Regions from separate parts of the Homo sapiens genome. Here region 1 is linked to region 2. The links are chromatin contacts, found by Hi-C in ENCODE. All regions are on one chromosome and are shown on one strand. The core of a region is the stretch at or near the end of the contact, and the rest is flanking DNA. Distances in the headings are between cores, read along the strand shown. Region 1 holds the start of TASP1 (taspase 1). Region 2 holds the start of JAG1 (jagged canonical Notch ligand 1).

The links. Hi-C counts contacts between places; a loop is a spot of excess contacts on that map. Pooled maps may share reads with other maps.
Region 1: a pooled map shows a loop between it and region 2 (9-fold over the local background). The contact joins the promoter of TASP1 here to the promoter of JAG1 in region 2. A Hi-C loop is called at or near these places in 2 of 37 single-sample maps with no recorded cell type and 6 of 50 pooled maps.

Annotation. Positions count from the first base shown.
Region 1 is chr20:13,636,978-13,641,116 of GRCh38, reverse strand. TASP1 (taspase 1) reads left to right here and starts at 2,185. Exons shown (of 14, transcript NM_017714.3): 1 at 2,185-2,223. RefSeq lists a silencer at 2,285-2,434 and enhancers at 2,625-2,714, 2,328-2,828.
Region 2 is chr20:10,672,530-10,677,197 of GRCh38, reverse strand. JAG1 (jagged canonical Notch ligand 1) reads left to right here and starts at 3,199. Exons shown (of 26, transcript NM_000214.3): 1 at 3,199-3,748; 2 at 4,192-4,497. The coding sequence starts at 3,668. RefSeq lists a silencer at 2,577-2,976.

The sequences.
Region 1 (4,139 bases), core at 936-3,435, 3.0 Mb before region 2:
GACCAGCCTGGCCAGCATGACAAAACCCCATCTTTACTAAAAAGACAAAAATTAGCCGGGCGTGGTCACGGGCACCTGTAATCCCAGCCACTGGGGAGGCTGAGGCAGGAGAATCACTTGAACCGGGGAGGCAGAGGTTGCAGTGAGCTGAGATCGCACCACTGCATTCTAGCCTGGGCAACAGAGTGAGACTCTGCCTCAATAATAATAATAAAAAAAAGGGTCCGAAGAATTTTGTTACTTTTACTTGAGCAGTATTCACCTACCAGAGGATGGCCTGTGTGGCATCTGGGTGTGATACCCAAGACAAAAGTATACAGAGCAGCACTGGGAGATGATTATTACAATGTAGTTAAATTCCAGGAAGAATGTTGCCTAAGAAATGGAAGGGAGCATGTCTATGTCTTTTTAAAACTTTAACATCTTTCTTTTATTCCTGCTGGTTCCAGTTAATATTGCTGTGTAAAAATCCACTTTAAAGGTGCAAAAGAACAACTATTTTATTATGCTGATGGATTCTGCGGGTGAGGAATTCAGAAAGGTCACAATGGGGATGGTTTATGTCTGCTTCCTAATGCCTGGGCCAAACTTTCTGGCACTATATAACAAGGGCCCCATTTTCTCCAGCTTCCAATAACATCTTCCTTAGCTCCCTTTAAGCCCTCATTGGCAGCTTCCTCAAGTCCTTTTAGACTCTTGTTAATACTTTGGATCCCTTCCTGCTCTTGCTGCTTCACCTAGTTCCAAAGCCAGTGCCACACGTTTTACTTTTATGATGTTATTATGTTATGTTTTGTTATAATATCCATCCTACTTCTAGGTAACAAAATCGGTTTCAGTTACTATTGCTATGTAATAAACTGTTATTCTTACTATGTAATAAACTTCTTCCCCTTGCCCCTCCCTAAGAAGTCAGTGGTAGAAGAGAAAGAAAAAAAGCCCCAAGTTACATAATAAAACCACATAGGTTATATTTATAATAATGGTATCAGTGGTTCTCGAACTTTTTGGTTTCAGCATACCTTTATACTCCCCAAAATAGTAGAGAACACTCCAAAGCTTTTGTTTCTGTGGGTTACATCTATTAATATTTACTATATTAAAAATTGAATACAAAGCTGAAATGTGGCTGGGTGCGGTGGCTCACGCCAGTAATCCCAGAACTTTGGGAGGCCAAGGCAGTAGGATCACCTGAGGTCAGGAGTTCGAGACCAGCATGGCAAACATGGTGAAAACCCGTCTCTACTAAAAATACAAAAAATTAGTCGGGTGTGTATCGAGCGCCTGTAATCCCAGCTACTCAGGAGTCTGAGGCAGGAGAATCGCTTGAGCCCGGGAGGCAGAGGTTGCAGTGAGCCGAGATCGTGCCATTGCACTCCAGCCTGGTTGACAGAGTGAAACTCCATCTCCAAAAAAAAAAGAAAAAAACCAACAAAAAACTGAAATGTTAAAAAGTTATTTAAAATAACAATAATAAACCATTATGTGTTAATATAATTAAGACATTTTAATGAAGAATAAATATTTTCCAAAAACAAAAAAATGTGGTAAGAAAAGTGTTATCTTTTGCATTAGTGTAAATTCCTCTATAGCTGGCTTAAAGAAGCCAGTTAGATTCTCATTTCTGCCTTTACATTCAGTTCGACGTGATGTTTTGGTGGAAGTATAAGGAAAATCCATCAGTCATGGGTCATCAAAACCCATGACTGGGTTTCGGTCTTACATCCTAGCCGATAAAAGACCGCCTACACTCCTTCCCCCTGGGCAAGGCTCGTGCCCCAACTCCTACAAGCAATGCAGGCTGAACCTTAGTTTTCCCTACCGTCTAACAGTGCTCTAAGGATTGAAAGAAAGTAACTCTTAAGCGACACCTAGATAAAATGATGGTCAGTTTAATTTCATTTCTCATCACAGTATTAGTCAATCAACCACTCAGATATAATCACATCCTGCGGGCTTATTCAGGGGCGGGGTGGGTAGAGATAAGCAATAGCGCATGCGCAGCTCAGAACGAAGCCCCAGGTGGAGTTAGCGCTGCACCTCTGAGGCCAGGTGAGCCGCTCCGAAGCGGAGGGCGGAGTCAGAGCCGCTTGTGGGAGGCTGCTTCCGACCACGTGGTACCCCGAATGACCAATGGGGAGACTTGATGTCAGCCCCGCTTCCTCACCCTGGCAACGGGCGGGTGACTACTTCCGGTGCAGTGAAGGCTCGGGGCTGAAGCGGGTGAGTGTCCCTCTTTCCCACGCTGTCCGCGCCGCTGCCGCCTCCGCGCTGCTGCCTCTGTGTGTGGGCCCCGTACGCTAGCTGGGACGTCCTCTCCGGGTCCGAGAGGGGGCGGCGCGCAGGACACCCCTTGCCCCGGGCGGGGCTAGAGGAGGGGGCCAGGATGTCCCTAGTTCCCTAGTCTTGGTCGCTCTAGGCGGCCCCGTCGTCCCCCTTCCCAGCCTCATCTCCGGCTTGGCGTCCTCGTGGCCACCGGGGAAGTACTGTCTGTATGTGGGGAGTTCTCGCAGTTCTTCACCCACTTTGCAGTCTCAGGCTGGAGATGTCTCAGAGTCCGAGGTTCGCAGACAGCCGAGAATGTGCGCCTTGTCCTGGGTGGCGGGTTGGGGGTAAGGCAGCCCCTTACTTAGTAATAGAGGCCTGATGAGAGTCCTGCGGGTCGTTAGCACTTACTACTCAGGGGGAGGAGGAGGAGGAAGAAGAGGAGGAGGAAAGGACCGAGAAGATGGAGCAGCTGGAGAGGAGGGGGGGAAAGCAGGAGCTAGAGATGTCCTGGAAATCGAGGGTATCGTGTTTCCGGAAGGAGAGAGTTCAACTTTCCTGGCTTCTGTAGGGGAGGGGAAGGAAAGGTGTGTTAGGGGCCATTAGATTGCTGAATTATTATTATTCTTTATTAGCGAAGGAATTTTTACTTATATTCTTAGGAGTTTAATAATTTATCTTTTTTGTTGTAAATAAAACTTTTCCCCACCACTTACAAAAAGCAGTGCTTACTAAGGAACATCTGGAAAATGCAGAAATAGTTATGAAGAGATCACCTATAGTTCTGCCAACCCAGCATTTTGATCTTTTTTCTAATATTTTATTCATATTAACCTATTTGTGATCATAATGTATGCGTGTAAAATACGGTTATAACTAAGAGGCATAGTTACATACATTGTGTTCATTGCACGGATAGATTGTCTTTTTTCCTCTTGAGAAAGTCTTATTAAGGTATTCATGCACCATAAAATTTATTCTTTAAAATTGTAAATTTCAGTGCTTTTTCTCATATCGCAAAGTTGTGCACCCATCACCACTATCTACTTTCAGAACATTTTCATCACCCCCAAAAGAAATCCTATACTCATGACAGTCACTCCCCATTAGATTCTCTGCTTTCTCTCCCAGGCCTTGTAACCACTAATCTACTTTCTGTATCTATGGATTTTCCTATACTGGCATTTCATATAAATGGAATCATAGAATATATGGCCTCACTTGTCTGGTGTCTTTCAGTTAGTATGTTTTCAAGGTTCATCAATGTCTGTGTATCAGTATTTCATTCTGTTTTATGGATGGGTAATGTTCCATTGTGTGAATATGCCACATTTTGCTTAACCATCATCGGTCGATGGACATTTAGGTTGTTTCTACTTTTTGGCTATTTTGAATAATTCTGCTATAAACATCTGTGTACAAGTTTTTGTATGGACATACGTTTTCAGTTCTCTTGAGTATATACCTAGAAGTGGAATTGGTGGGCATATGGTAACTCTATGTTTAACTTTTTGAGTGAGTGCCAAATGTTTTCCAAACTGGTTGCACCATTTTACATTCCCACCAGCAGGTTATAAGGGTTCTGATTTTTTCATATCCTTGGGAGCACTTATCTTTCTTTTTGGTTATAGCAGTCTTAGTGCTTATAAAGTGGTAGCTCATTGTAGTGTTGATTTGCATTTCCCTGATGGCTAATAATGTTGAGCATCTTTTAATGTGCTTATTGACCCTTTGTATATCTTTGGAGAAATGTCCATTTAATTCCTTTGCCCATTTTTAAATTGAATTGTCTTATATTAAAGTTGTATGAGTTCTTTCTATATTCTAAATGTAAGTCCCTTTCCAGATACATGATTTGCAATATTTTCTTGCGT
Region 2 (4,668 bases), core at 1,950-4,449:
ATAGCAGTTCTCAATAAATATTGATTAGCTTATTTTAACCACAGTGTTGATTAACCAAGGATTACAGTTGATTAGATGTACTTAAATACAGCTAATATAGCTTGAATGTCTCTTATAAAGCTTTTGCAGGTTCAGAACTGCTATATGTTGTTGACTAGATAAAAGTGGGGCAAGTTTTCTGGGAAAAGAAAAAATGAGGCATCCATCATCTTTTTAGAATTAAAGGAAAAGATATCCAAGGATGATGTTTGAGCACACGAGACAGGTCAGATAGTAACTGACTACAAGCCTCTCCCCTTCTCTCAGGTGTAGGTATGACAGCTAAAGATGGCATTTTCCACAGGAAGGTTGTTCTGGAATATTCATTTACACTTGGAGGCTATACCCCAAAGCAGGACAAGCCCTGCCAAGGGGGAATCTCTGTATTTCAGTTCTCTCGGCAGCAGTTCCTCATTCTCTAAGGAGGGGGCCTGACAACCGGCTTCAAGGAAGCAGAGGATAGAGCTTCCACTCAGTGTCTGTTGTGGTAAACGTGACTGGCTTTTTGGGGGAGTCCCAATTATTTGGAAGAGCCCCAACTGAAAATTTTCAAAAGAATTCCCTCTAGCCCACAACTGCCTTCTCTAAAAGTGGGTTCCCAGGCTCAGGAAGGGTGTGGGACTCTGTGCTATGTGACATAAAAATTTTGTGTTTATCAGTGATTTGACATTCTTGTTAGGTGTAATCAGGTAGTTTTCACCTCTCAGAGTTTATATTTTCTTTCCTATCAGTCAAATGGGCTAAATTCACTGGTGGACTGGAGGTGACACCAGCTTGCATGTGGCCCAGATTGCAACTGGTGGCACCTGCAATCTCAGGTAGCCCTTCTAGGTGAAGCCAGGTGGAGATCTAAACACTTTAACTAAAGGTCTGGCTCCGCAGCCTCTTTCCTGAGAGCTGTGGGGGGCACAAGGCACAGAATTAAAACAGGGTCCGACATAGGGAACTCCAAGGAGTGTGCTCTTTAAGATCACACCAGCCTTTTTCAGCACCATTTTGCCTTTTTTTTTTTTTTTTTTTTTTTTGAGATGGAGTCTCGCTCTGTCGCCAGGCTGGAGTGCAGTGGCATGATCTCAGCTCACTGCAACCTCCGCCTCCCAGGTTGAAGCTATTCTCCTCTCTCAGCCTCCCGAGTAGCTGGGACTACAGGTATGTGCCACCACGCCCAGCTAATTTTTGTATTTGTAGTAGAGACCGGGTTTCACCATGTTGACCAGGATGGTCTCAATCTCTTGACCTCGTGATCCACCCGCCTCGGCCTCCCAGAGTGCTGGGATTGCAGGCGTGACCCACAGCTCGCGGCCCATTTTACTTTTAAACCGTTATTTAGCACCCAAACTCAGGGATACTTGGGAGTAGAAATTAGAACGGGACAGATAAGTGGGGAGACTGGTGTTGATGGAAACCTCAGTGAGAAAAGTGTAGATGGGATTACAGTTGACAACTGGTTGCCTTGATTTAGGATAATTGGGGAAAGGGAGGCTGGGGCACATTGAAACACCCAGGTTGTCGCTGCCTACCCCAGCTGCTAACATGACCAGCTGTAAACTTGCTCTGTTCTTAGAAACCTCCCTTCCAAAACATGGATTCTCCCGCCAGTGCTCAAGATGGGACACATTACCACTAAGTAAGCACTTTTCTTAGGAGCATTTCTTAGGCTGTTAAAATGCCAAGACTCCTAACCATCCTTGGTAGCTTTGAACCTATGTAAAGAGGTCAGTTAGCTGCCCTAGTTTATTCCTCAGAATGATGAGATTTGGCACTGAAAATATTGTTCATACTGAGCCTCCCATCAAATGCAATAAGTAGATAACCACAAATACCCACCCTTTTATGCTCATAACTCAGCATGTTGGAAACTATTTTCCCTTGACCTATTGCCAGCCCATCACGCCCCACACCCAGGAGAACTCAAGCCCCAAACCGGCCGCTGAATAGTCACGCTTTTCTGCAGGACATACCTACTATTAGGGCCAAAACTTTGTCCACCCTTCAAAGGAAGTCGATGTTTCCATATAAAGGTCCCCTCAAATGCAACAGCAAGCCCGTGGGAGAGGGGTTAGCAGAGGCTACGGCCAGCCCACGGGCTTTCTTCGACCTTGATTATGACCAGGAGTGTAGCTGTTAATTGCGAGGCTTGCCTCAAGGTGGAAAACAGTATCGGTTTCCACTGCCACCCCAGAGAAGGCAAGTTCCGCGGCTGGCGGTGCTGGGGACACGGTCCCTCCCAGGCCCATCTCTTGCCACCCAGAGAGCTGCTCGGAGGCCGCCTACAGGTGCAATCCCGGCACTGCGGCCGGGGCGTCGGGCCGGGGAGGGCGTCCAAGCCCACCAGCATCTCCGCCGGCCCTTCCCAAAGCCTGAACAGGGCCCCGGCGTGCCCGCCGCCTTCTACCCCCGGTTTCCCCGCGCCTCTGCCCCGGCGCGGTTTGGATAGGAAGCTGGGAGCCCTCCCAGGCTCCGCAGACTCGGATTTGGGAGGGGGTGGGACGCGGCCGAGGCTTCCCCTCGAATCTGCGGCAAGCCTGGCTCCAGGAAAGTTTTTCAAAGTTCCCAGCAGCGTCTGCCCAGGTCGCCTCCGCGGGGCGAGCAGACGGCGGCAAGCGCGCCAGCCTCGCCGCCGCCTCTGCCGCCAGCAGAGCGCTCTGGGCGGCTCGCTCGCGGGAAGCGGGCCGAACTCCCGGCGGGCAGGCAGGCCCTCCTCCCGGGGCGAAAGCCGCAGCTGACGCAGGCGGTTCGGAAGGCGGAAGCTGCCCCGCTCCGACCGCTCAGTCAGCGCCGCGGCGCCTACACCTGGGGCCCCGACGCGCGGGCAAAGGCGCACGGCCCGGGGCGCCCGAGGGGGCGGTCCCCGCTGGGGGCCTCCAGGCGTCCCTGAGCAACGATCCCTTCCAAGTACCTCCCCGCACTCTCCCTTCCCTCCTGGCCCGAAGCTCCCGAGGGCGGGGGTTGGTGTGGGGCCCTGGTTCTTCTACGCCGCCCTGAGCATCCCGCTGCCCCCAACCCCTTCCAAGTTCCTCCTCGCACTACCCCCTCCCCAGCAACGTGAAGGGGAGGGGCGTGCCCAGGGTGAGCACGCCCTCTCATGAATATTAATAAGCGCGCATGCGCCCTGCCCGGCGTGCTGGGTAGAGGTGGCCAGCCCCGGCCGCTGCTGCCAGACGGGCTCTCCGGGTCCTTCTCCGAGAGCCGGGCGGGCACGCGTCATTGTGTTACCTGCGGCCGGCCCGCGAGCTAGGCTGGTTTTTTTTTTTCTCCCCTCCCTCCCCCCTTTTTCCATGCAGCTGATCTAAAAGGGAATAAAAGGCTGCGCATAATCATAATAATAAAAGAAGGGGAGCGCGAGAGAAGGAAAGAAAGCCGGGAGGTGGAAGAGGAGGGGGAGCGTCTCAAAGAAGCGATCAGAATAATAAAAGGAGGCCGGGCTCTTTGCCTTCTGGAACGGGCCGCTCTTGAAAGGGCTTTTGAAAAGTGGTGTTGTTTTCCAGTCGTGCATGCTCCAATCGGCGGAGTATATTAGAGCCGGGACGCGGCGGCCGCAGGGGCAGCGGCGACGGCAGCACCGGCGGCAGCACCAGCGCGAACAGCAGCGGCGGCGTCCCGAGTGCCCGCGGCGCGCGGCGCAGCGATGCGTTCCCCACGGACGCGCGGCCGGTCCGGGCGCCCCCTAAGCCTCCTGCTCGCCCTGCTCTGTGCCCTGCGAGCCAAGGTAGGAGCCCTTCTCCGGGCCTCCCTCCCAGCCGTCCTCTCCCTCCCCTCGCGGCGCCCTGGGCGGTTGAGCCCCGCGAGCAGGCTCGGCAGCCCTCGAGCGCCCGACTCCTCGCCCCTGCGCCCGAGCGGCTGCACCTGGGCTGAGCGCGCCAACTCCCCCACGGGAGCCCCTGCCTCCTGAGGGTGACCCCTCCAGGCCGGACAGGGGCGCGTTCGCTCCGCTGTTGCCCCCCGGGAAGTCGTCGGATTTCTTCCGCACTCGTGCATTTTTTTTTTTTTTTGCCCCGGAATCATGTTGAGTCCTTGAACGTAGTTTCGCAAAATTATTTTCACTCGGCGAGGAGGGCTCGTCGGGGCGGGGAGTGGGAGGGAGTCGCCACCTCTATACTCGAAGAAAACAGCTTTCTCCCGCGCTGACCTACCTCCTTCCCTCGCCGGCAGGTGTGTGGGGCCTCGGGTCAGTTCGAGTTGGAGATCCTGTCCATGCAGAACGTGAACGGGGAGCTGCAGAACGGGAACTGCTGCGGCGGCGCCCGGAACCCGGGAGACCGCAAGTGCACCCGCGACGAGTGTGACACATACTTCAAAGTGTGCCTCAAGGAGTATCAGTCCCGCGTCACGGCCGGGGGGCCCTGCAGCTTCGGCTCAGGGTCCACGCCTGTCATCGGGGGCAACACCTTCAACCTCAAGGCCAGCCGCGGCAACGACCGCAACCGCATCGTGCTGCCTTTCAGTTTCGCCTGGCCGGTGAGTGACTACTCGGGAAGGAGGCCGGGCGGAGCCTCACACCCGCGCCTGGCCGAGCCCTGTTATCCCTTGCGAGAGGGATTTAAAGGGCTTTGGCTTGAAACTAGGCGCTAACTGGGGAAATCTCTAGGGGTGGCGGGTGAGGGAGCCGGGACACTATAGTTAGATCTC